2 separate regions of the Homo sapiens genome follow, and region 2 is linked to region 1. A link is an interaction called in ENCODE POLR2A ChIA-PET data of the cell type or tissue named here. Cell type or tissue: A673. All regions are shown on one strand. Links, peaks and the distances in the headings refer to the core of each region. The heading gives the core; the rest is flanking DNA. Region 1 has its middle 720 kb from the start of TSG1. Region 2 has its middle 400 kb from the start of MANEA-DT.

What was found. ChIA-PET counts read pairs that join two places held together with the same protein. Peaks named below come from ENCODE experiments on the same cell type or tissue, not always from the same donor. Only the 100,000 strongest peaks of a DNase experiment are listed, where the experiment ranks them.
Region 2: POLR2A ChIA-PET joins it to region 1 with 8 read pairs; 1 of 35 experiments calls an interaction of 5 or more read pairs at or near these places.

Annotation. Positions count from the first base shown.
Region 1 is chr6:94,421,740-94,427,133 of GRCh38, reverse strand. No RefSeq gene overlaps it. Among named protein-coding and RNA genes, the nearest start is that of TSG1, 720 kb to the right of the region's middle. In A673, for the core only: no CTCF peak of the experiment used is centred there; a DNase peak (open chromatin) is centred at 2,243; H3K27ac peaks cover 2,722 bases.
Region 2 is chr6:95,173,769-95,179,162 of GRCh38, reverse strand. No RefSeq gene overlaps it. Among named protein-coding and RNA genes, the nearest start is that of MANEA-DT, 400 kb to the left of the region's middle. In A673, for the core only: no CTCF peak of the experiment used is centred there; a DNase peak (open chromatin) is centred at 2,672; H3K27ac peaks cover 1,388 bases.

The DNA.
Region 1 (5,394 bases), core at 122-5,121:
GTGCTGTTCTGTCAGAGTAGAAAGCAAAATGGGGCAGAATTTGACTCATTCTCATGGAGGAAATATTTAGATTAGCCTTAGCCAAAGGGGAATTGTTTGTCCCAGCAGTTGGAACATGAGTTCTGGCTGGTACCACCAATATAGGCTAAAGTGTTCTGGGACCTAAATAAATTTGAAAGACAGAACTGCAATTTCTGGACAAGTTCTTGTGCTGTGTTAGGATCAGAGCCAATGGACTTGGGGCTCATGTGACCAAGTGAGACGCTAGCTAGAATGGCAAATGAGGTGCTGGCATAACCCCTTCCCCAAAACCAGGCAGTGCAGCTTGCAACTTGAGAAGGAGAGAGAAGAATAAAGAAGATATTGTCTTGCAACTTGGATACTAGCTCAGCCACAGTAAAACAAAGCACCAAGAAGAGTCCTAGACCCCTCATTTCAGACCATAGCTCCCATATGACATTTCTGGACCCACCTTGGGCCAGAAAGGAACCCACTCTTCTGAAGGAAAGGACCCAGTTCTGGCAAAATTCTCCACCTTCTGACAAAAGAGTCTTGTACCTTGAATAAACATCAATGGTAGCAAGGAAATAGCTGCTACAGCCCTTGGGTGAGACCCAGTATTGTGCTGGCCTTAGATGTGAACCAGTAAAGTCCCAATGGTGATAGTTACAAGAGTACTTGCATCACCACTCCCCAACTCCAAGTAGCACAGCATGGAGAGAGAGGCTCCATTTGCTTGCGGGGGAAGTTAGGAAAGAGAATAAAAGACTCCACCTGGCAATCAAGGAAATTCTCATGGATCTTACCCAAGACCACTAAGGTGGTACCTCTATGGCTATGCAAGATTTGGAGCACTACTGAGCTTGAGGTGCTTCCTAATGCACATACAGATGCAGTGAACAAAGATTTAGATAATGACACTCAATTCCATGTGAATGCTTGGAAACCTTCTCAAGGAGGATGGGTACAAACAAACCAAGACTATAAAGATTAGAATAAACAACTTGGTCTTTAATGACCAGATGTTGTTGAACATCCATAAGCATCAAGACTACCCAGGAAAACATGACCTCACCAAATAAACTAAATAAGGGGCCAGTGACCAGTTGTGGAGTAACCAGATGTTTGACCTTCAGACAGAGAATTCAAAATAGCTCTTTTGAGGAAACTCAATGAAATCTATGATAACACAGTGTAAACATTCAGAATTCTAGCAGATAAGTGTAAGAAAGAAATAGAAACAGTTAAAAACAATCAAGTAGAAATTCTGGAGCTAAAAAGTTTAACTGACAAACTGAAGAATATATCGGAATCTCTCAACAACAGAATTAATCAGTCAGAGGAAAGAATTAGTGAGCTTGAAGTTAGGCTATTTGAAAATATACAGTCACAGTAGCCAAAATAAAAAACAATAAATTGTAAGGAAGCACACCTACAAGATCTAGAAAACAGCTTTAAAAAGGCAAATCTAAGAGTTATTGACCTTAAAGGGAAAACTTATAGACCAGGAGAGAGTGTCATGGTATATATAAAATGCTAAAAGAAAAAAAAAAAAGAAAGAAAAATTTTATCTTAGAATAGTATATCCAGAAAAGAATACCCTTCAAACATGAAGGAGAAATAAAGACTTTCCCAGACAAACAAAAACCAAAGGATTTCCTCAACAACCGACCTGTCCTGCAAGAAATGGTAAAGGGAGTTCTTTCATCTGAAAGAAAGGAAAGTTAACAAGCAATTCTGAAGGTACAAAATTTGCTGGTAACAGTGAGAACACAGATAAATACACAATATTGTAACCTTGTAATTGTGGTGTATAAAGCGCTCATATCTTTAGAAAGGGGAATATCAGATGAACTTATCAAAAATAATAACTACAACAACTTCAAGACATAGTATATATAATAAGATATAAATAGAAACACCAAAAAGTTGAAAAGCATGGGGGATGAAGTTAAAGTGTAAGTTTTCTTTTTATCAGTTTTCTTTTTACTCGTTTGTTAGATTATTTATTTGTTTATGTAATGAGGGTTAAGTTGTCATGAGTTTAAAATGATAGGTTATAAGATGTTCCTTGCAAACCTCATAGTAACATTAAATTAAAAAAAAACCTAAAAGAGATACACAAAAATATAAGGCAAGAAATTAAAATGTATCACCAGAGAAAATTACTTTAATCAAAAGGAAAATGGAAGGAGGAAGGAAGGAAGGAAGGAAGGAAGGAAGGAAGGAAGGGGAGGTCATAAACCAACCATAAAACAAATAACACATGGCAGGAGTAAGTCCTTACTCATTAATACTAACATTGAATGTAAATAAACTAAGCTCTCCAATCAAAAGTTATAGAGTGAATGAATGGATTTTTTTAAAGGCACAATGATCTGTTGCCTAAAAAAGAAATACACTTCAACTGTAAAGACACATATAGCCTGAAAATAAAGAGATGAAAAAATATTCCATGCAAATGGAAACCAGAAGAGAGGGGGCATAGCTATACTTACGTCAAATAAAAAAAAAATTTAAGACAAAAACTATGAAAAGAGATAAAGAAGTTCATTAGATAATGATAAAGGGATCAATTCAACAAAAGAATGTAACAATTGTAATATATATGCACCCAATATTGGCATACTCAAATTTATACAGCAAACATTAGAAACGCAGAGAAATAAACTCCAATACAATAATAGTTGGAGACTTCAAAACTTCACTTTCATCAATGGACAGATCATTCCGATAGAAAATCAATAAACATCAGACTTAGTCTGCACTATAGACCAAATGTACCTAATTGATATTTACAGAACATTTAATCTAATGGCTGCAGAATACACATTCTTCTCCTCAGCACATGGATCATTCTCAAGGATAGACCTGCATGTCAGGCCACAAAGCAAATGTTTTAAAAATCCAAAGAAGTAAAGAAGTGAAATCATATCAAGTATCTTCTCTGACCACAATAGAATAACACTAGAAATAAAAAAAAACTGTCAGATCTGGTAAACAAATTCAGTAAAGTTGCAGAATACAAAACAAACATACAAAAATCGGTAGCATTTTTATATGTCAACAGTGACCAATCTGGTAAGACACCTAGGACTATACTGAAGCAGAGTAGTGAGAGATGTCTACAATGAAAACTATAAAACATTGATACCAGAAATTAAAGAGCACACACACACAAAAGGAAAGATACTTTATGTTCATAGATTAGAAAAATCAATATTGTTAAAATGCCCATACTACCCAAAGCAATCTACAGATTCAGTTCCATCCCCATCAAAATACCAATGACATTCTTCCCAAAAGTAGAAAAAAAATTCTAAAATGTATATGGAACCACAAAAAATCCAGAATAGTGATAGCCATCCTGAGCAAAAAGAACAAAACAAGAGGAATCACTTTACCTGACTTCAAATTATACTGCAGAGCTGTAGTAACCAAAACAGCATGGTATTGGCATAAAAACAAACACATGGATCTGTGGAACAGAATAAGGAACCCAGTAATAAATCAACGCATCTACAGTGGATGCATTTTTAACAACGGCATCATGAACATACAATGGGGAAAGGACGGTCTCTTCAACAAATTGCTGGGAGGGATGGGAAAGATGGCAAATGGTGATAGTTAATGGGTACGAAAATATTTAGAATAATTAAAATCTAGTATTTGGTAACAGAAAAGAGTGACTACTATTGGTAATGATTTGTTGTACATTTTATAATAATTGAGGGCATATAATAGGTAGGTTCATTATATGAAGAAATTATGATTGCTGGAGGTTATAGATACTCCATTTGCCCTGGAGTATGTATGCCAGTATCAAAATATCTCATGTACTCCATGAAGGTATAACCCTACTATGCACCCATAAAAATTAAAAATTTAAACATTTAAAACAAAATTGAAGGATGATAAAGAGTTTTTCAGACTAACAAAAACCAATTGAGTTAATCACCACTGTACATTCCTTACAAGATATGTTAAGGTGAGTTGTTTAAGCTGTTTAAGCTAAAGGAAATGATGCTAATTAGTAATATGAAAACATATGAAAGTATAAAAATCACTGGTAGAGGTAAGTACACTGTAAATCCAAACACTCTAATACTGTAATGGTGTTGGGTAGGTTATTTATATCTCTAGTATGAAGGATAACAGACAAAACAATTACAAACAACTAAATCCATAATGATTTGTTAAGGAATGCTAATTATTTTAAAATGTAATTGCAACATCAAAAATATAAAACATGGAAGGAGCAGGAGAAAAAATGTGGAATGTGTATATGCAATCAAAGTTACATTATTTTTAGCTTAAAATAGTCAGCTGTTAGTATAAGAAGTTTTATGTTAGCTTAAGGGTAACCACAAAGCAAAATTCTATAATAAATACAGAACAGTCAAAAAGAAAAAAAGCCAAAGCATACCACTTACAGAAAGCCATCAAATTATACGCACAGATACCAAAGAAAAGCAATAGGGGAAGAAAGAAACAAAAAGTCTGCTAAAGAACCCGAAAATAAGTAACAAAATGGCACTAGTAAGTCCTTATCTATCAATAATTACTTTAAGTGTAAATGGATTAAATATTCTAATAAAAAATGTGCAGTAATTGAATGGATAAAAAATAACTCACCTCTAGGCTGTCTAAAAAAGACTCACTTCACCTTAACAGACTCTGAGAGACTGAAAGTAAAGGGATAGGAAAATATATTCCATGCAAATGGAAATTAAAAAACACCAGGGGTAGCTACACTTATTTCAAACAAAATAGACTTGAAATCAAAAACTGTAAAAAGAGACAAAGAAGGTCATTATATAGTGATAAAGGTGTCAATTCATCTAGAGGATAAAACAATTATAAATATATATGTACCCAACATAAGAGCACTGAAATATTTAAAGAAAACAATAAGACACCTGAAGGGAGACAGACGGCAATATAATAATTACAAGGGCTTTCAATACCCCACTTTCAGCCATACACAGATGATCTAGACAGAAAATCAATAAACATTAGACTTGAAATACACATTAGACCAAATGAATCTTACAAACATATATGTAACATTTTGCCCAACAGCAACAGAATATACATTCTTTCCAAATGTAAACAGAACATTCTCCAAGATATATCATATGTTATTCTCAACACAATACTAGCAAATCATTAAGCCATATATCAAAAGGATCATTCATCATGACCAAGTGAGAATTATCCCTGAGGTGCAAAGTAGTTTCAAAATATGCAAATTATTTAATGTGATTCACCATATTTATTGACAAAGGACAAAAACAATGACCATCTCAATAGATGCAGAAAAAGCATTTGACAAAATTGAATATCATTTTATAATAACAACTCAACAAGTTAGGTATAGAAGGAATATCCCTC
Region 2 (5,394 bases), core at 174-5,173, 750 kb before region 1:
TCTAGTTCTCTCAAGGACTTATGAAATACTTTGTCTATGCCAACCGACCTCTCTAAAGACCAAGATTTAAGTAAACCAAAACCAGAAAAAGCACAGACCACCAATTAGCCTAAATGTGTGAATTGGTGTAAGGACTGAGGATAGAAAGGAAAGGTGTGGTATTCCGGGAAGCAAAACAACTCAGCAGCTTAATCATTACTTTTAATTTTTTTTTTAAATTTTGCCTTGAGTTCTGGGATACATGAGTAGAATGTGCAGGTTTGTTACGTAGGTATACATGTGCCATGGTAGTTTGCAGCACCTATCAACCTGTCATTAAGATTTTAAGCCCACATGCATTAGGTATTTGTCTTAATGCTCTCCCATATTTTGCCCCCCATGTCCCAACAGGTCCCAGTGTATGTTGTTCCCCTCCCAGTGTCCATGTGTTCAGAAATATATTCCCATTACTTACTAATCTATCAATGCCTTGCAGAGAACACTTTTGCAGTAAAATAGTACTGCAACAATGGACTTGAAATCTGTGAATTCAAAGTCACTGAAAATAGATTTGAATCATGGCTATTTAAAAACACAAAAATAATTTAAAAGCAGTACCCTGATATAGAGGTGCTTTAAAATTAGCCTAGCATAAGGGATTCGAGGGATTGGGAGGCTGCTTTAGAGGTGAATGAGATAGAAAGGGTTCAGCTTATGCTCAAATTTATACTCCCTAGAATAACAACTTCTGGTGATTCAAGAAGGAAAATAAATTATTTTCATTCAGTCTATATAAATTATAAGTATTAAACTGAAGAATAAAAAATAAGTTGGAACACATTCAAGACCATAAAAATTAGAAAAATATCTGTTCAAAATATATTATGTGGATTTAATGAACATTATAACTGGAGTTCCTTTCAGTAAATAATAATTTCATATTACAGTTGACCCTTGAACAACACAGGCTTGAACTGCATGTTCCACTCATACACACATTTTCTTCTGCCTAGGTCACCTCTGAGATAGCAAGACTAACCCATCCTCTTCCTCCTCCTCCTCAGCCTACTTGATGTGAAGATGATGAAGATAAAGACATTTATGATGATCCACTTCCACTTAATGAATAGTAAATATATATTATTTTCCTTATGATTGTCTTAATAACATTTTCTTTTCTTTAGTTTACTTTGTTGTAAGAATACAAAATATGTGTGCTAATGAGCTGTTTATCACTAAATCTTCCTTTCAACAGTAGGCTATTAGTAGTTAAGTTTTGGGAAAGTCAAATGTATATGTGGATGTTTCACTGCGTGGAGTTAGCACCCTCAACCCCCACGTTGTTCAAGGGTCAACTATATTTGTTTTAAGGTTCTATGCTGTATACAGAGGTGCAAACTAAAAACTCTTCAGGAGCCAGACAAGTAAGTTAAATATGGATAGGTTCAATTCTAATCCCATAGGTGTTGATGGGAATTGAAAATTTAGCTCTATGAAAAGATTCACTGCGTAGGCCGAACAGAACACATCTGCAGGCAACATCAGGGGCTCTTAGGACACTGACAAAGCATCATATATCTTGAAAATGATTAGGAAGAATTTAAAAATAAATTATGAAGTAAATTAATTACCTTGTAAAGTATGATATCTAGGCTTGAAGTTTTGAGGAGGAAATTCCAAAACAATTCATTTCATTATTATGCAAAGAAACTTTTGTGCTTTGCCTCTCCTTTGAGAGTCTGCAGCTCTTACCTTAATGCTCCCCTTTCATCTTTTCAAAATAAACAGTAGCAATATCCTTGTAAAGAATCGGGATTTACACCTTTTAAAATGTGATTCTCACTATATGAAATTGGCACTCTTATTAAACTATAAAAGCCAACTAAAATAAAATGTAAATCTATGTTTAAAAATATTTTAATAAACGGAGAGATACTGAGCTACTGACCATTGCAGACATTGCTTGGTTTACTGACAAATTTGGATATAAAAGTTTCCATATACATCTTGCTTTCATAGGCTTGTCATTACTCTTCTATTGTATACCATTGGCAGTAAGTTTTAAAAATTATCGGTATTATTTCTAGATTTTTACATTTTCCATATTGCATTTAAATACGTTTTGTCATCTGAGCTTCACCCGACCACAACTTTGTCTTTATTTGAACTTACATATAAGGAAACTGAAATTCTACGAGATTATGTGATTAAATGTAGGCATCAAATCAATAGTAAGAACAAAACATAAACCTGAATTTTTTCTATTTTAGACTGGTTTTTATCATGCCTGGAGACTTCAATAGAAACATAGTTATATTTTATTATCTTTCTCCCAAACATCTTTTAACTATTTTTTTAACTTGTCTTCTAAACCTACCTGTAAAGGAAATATGATTGGTCTCAGAATACAGTCATGGGAAAGAGACATTTAGGAAGTTTAAGTTCTTACTAGAAATCAAGCAGTGATTCAGAACAGACCCAACAGAGAATGAAGATTTTCTGACTCCTCTCGGGAAGCTTTGTTTTCTGTTCTAGCGTGAGCCTTGCAAGAAAGCAGTAACTCTTCATTTAGCTTAATATAATTATTCTGGATTCATTCACCCATAGACTAAATGGCTCTGTAGTTTACATGCTCTTTTACTTACAGTTTATGGTTTTAATTATAGCTTTCATCACTTCCTTTGACCTGTCATTCCTTTGCAAGATTCTTTCATTCCCATTGGCTGTTGATGGCAATGTTGCAGATATTTTACTTCAGGCCTGTGTTTTTGTTCCATTTATGCTAATGACAAATCCTACACTTCTAACATGCTACTTAGGGTAGAATTCAGTGGAGTTAATTATATTCCCTGCATAATGTAATTCTGAACTCCCTGGGATGAAAATAGCATTAGAATTTTCTATAATTTTATGTTTGCTCTCTCATTACTTCTGAGATTTAAACAGATTTAGTTTAGGTGACCTGAAGTTCAAGGTTTTCCTAAGTGAACTGAATGAATTATCTCTGCTTTCCATTTAGCAATGATGTTTATAAACTGACAATGAAACAGGATGACAGTCTCCTAAGGGTAGCGAGCCAGGCAGGATACTTGTCAGCACCATTACATGTTCGTTGGTTTGTTTTGTATTTTTTCACTGGTTCTTTGTTCATGAAAGTCAAATCACAAAATAATCCTAAAGGATCTTGAGGTCAACCAGGATTGTATTAGCTGTTCTCACATTTCAAGTTTCTGATGAGAAAACATAAAAAGAAAGAAATACAATTATTTCTCAAGCAAAAATAGCCTTTTCATTTATGTCCTACCTATGCATTCATGTGGAATGGTAAATATTGATTTTTGCAAGCAATGATGGCAATTTCTTCCAGTTTTCTCTATGGCCGCATGGTGTAATAGAACAAAGACTTCAGCATCAGACAGTCATGTATTTGTCTGGTGGATATACACTATTCCTGCAAGGACAGACTACCTAACAGCTTTAAGTTTCACATGAGAAACTGAGATAATAATGCCTATTTTACACAGATAGTTATGTGGGTCAAATATGATAACATACATTGAAGTTCCTTAATAAAATTAGTAATTATTCCTAAGTTTTGCACTTATATATTGGTGGTAGTTATTTAGACTAATTTACTTACCCCAAATTTACAAAATTCCAGAATATTCAAGAAAGTATCCTTAGAAGTGTCTAAGTTATCTTGCATTATGCTTACTCCTAGTCACACTAGGCTAAACACAGTGTTAAGTTTTAATAACAACAGATCCCATTTTCAGAGTCTCTGGGACCCATGCCCTTTGAGTTCTTCCACTGTGGCTCAGGTAGGTCAGCAGAGTTTCACAGGGCCTTTCCAATGGTCAAAATTTACATTTTCTTCCATCAGAGCCATGTCTTATCTGCCATTTCTAGGTGAACTGACAGCACAACCTTAATATCTCCTGTCATTGCTGAGGTTGATTGACAGACTCTCAAGCAATCTGGTCATCTAGATGACTTTCTCACATTTCTAATATTATGAAAGGTGTTATTATGTAAATAGATATTGAGCTGAAGTAGTAGAACATATTCTTCCCATACCCAACTCCACCCTGAAGAATTATATTGTAATTCATTACTAGGCCACAAAATATAATTGCATTTTTAAAAATCTTCTTAAACTACATGTAGTGATAGAGCTTTTTCATTTCACTTACTTTTTTCTCTATAGGTACCAAGGAATAAGCCAAAAGAAAATCTGACATGCATCATTACTAAAATAAAAATTTTCCTTAGAGCCAACCCTAATCCTTATCCATAATTGTGAACCTCAACTGTATCTGTCCTCTGGCTAGCTTCCTACTTTATGAGTTATTAATGCCTTAAAAGTTGGGCAGCCATTAGTCTCCAATCAAAAGGCAATAAATTGTTTCATGAATACAAGAATGCCAACTGGTCTCCTTCATAATTCCTCCACACATTTTTAGATTTAGATAAATTATCCAAGGTAAAATGCATGATTTCTCTTCATGTTACTGTGGCTACTTAAGATATGTGAGGATGCTCATCTATGTCATATAATTGTGGTCAAAATTTATTAAAAATACCAGAGACCAATTTACATATGCATTATTGACTAAACTAATAAGCATATATTATGATAGAGCTATTATTATTTACAGTCATGTTTTTGCAATTCTGTTCTTGATGCTAGCTTTATGTTATACTTATCTGGTCTTGAATTACAAATGAATCATATTTCCCAGGAGGCTGGATTCATATTCAAAATATTTATCAGATATCGTTGTAAAAATGACAGGTTATTTAGGAGGCTGGAGGTTGGAAGGAGGGAGAGGATACGGAAAAATAACTAATGGGTACTAGGCTTAATACCTGGGTGATGAAATAATCTGTACAACAAACCCCCATGACACAAGTTTACTTGTGTAACAAACCTGTACATATACCCCTGAACTTAAAATGAAAATTTAAAAAAAAGAAAGAAAAATCATGGACTAAGCTAATTTTAAATGTACTCTTTTACATAAACTGAAAGTATTTTCTAACTTCTGGGGCTCTAATTGAGAAGGTCATTATATTTGTATGTTCATATGAGACACTTGTAACTATACCTGTGGAGTTTTAAAAGTTGAGTCAGACCTACCTATGGCATATAGAATTTTGCATGGGCTTATTATTTGTTACAGAACATCATAGGGTTTCTAGGGAAGCAAAAGTATTTTCTTCCTAAATATAATTGAATTGCTAGCCTATTCAGAAGAACCTATTTGCATTAAAGTAGTGATGTTGCTTCCTAACCTTCCATGAACTACTAAAAATGTCTTTGAAAGATTTGAAATGTGGGATTCTGTACTATCACCTGGTACACTAAAGTTGAAATTAAAGATGGGCTTAGATAAGAGATCTTATTTTCTTTTT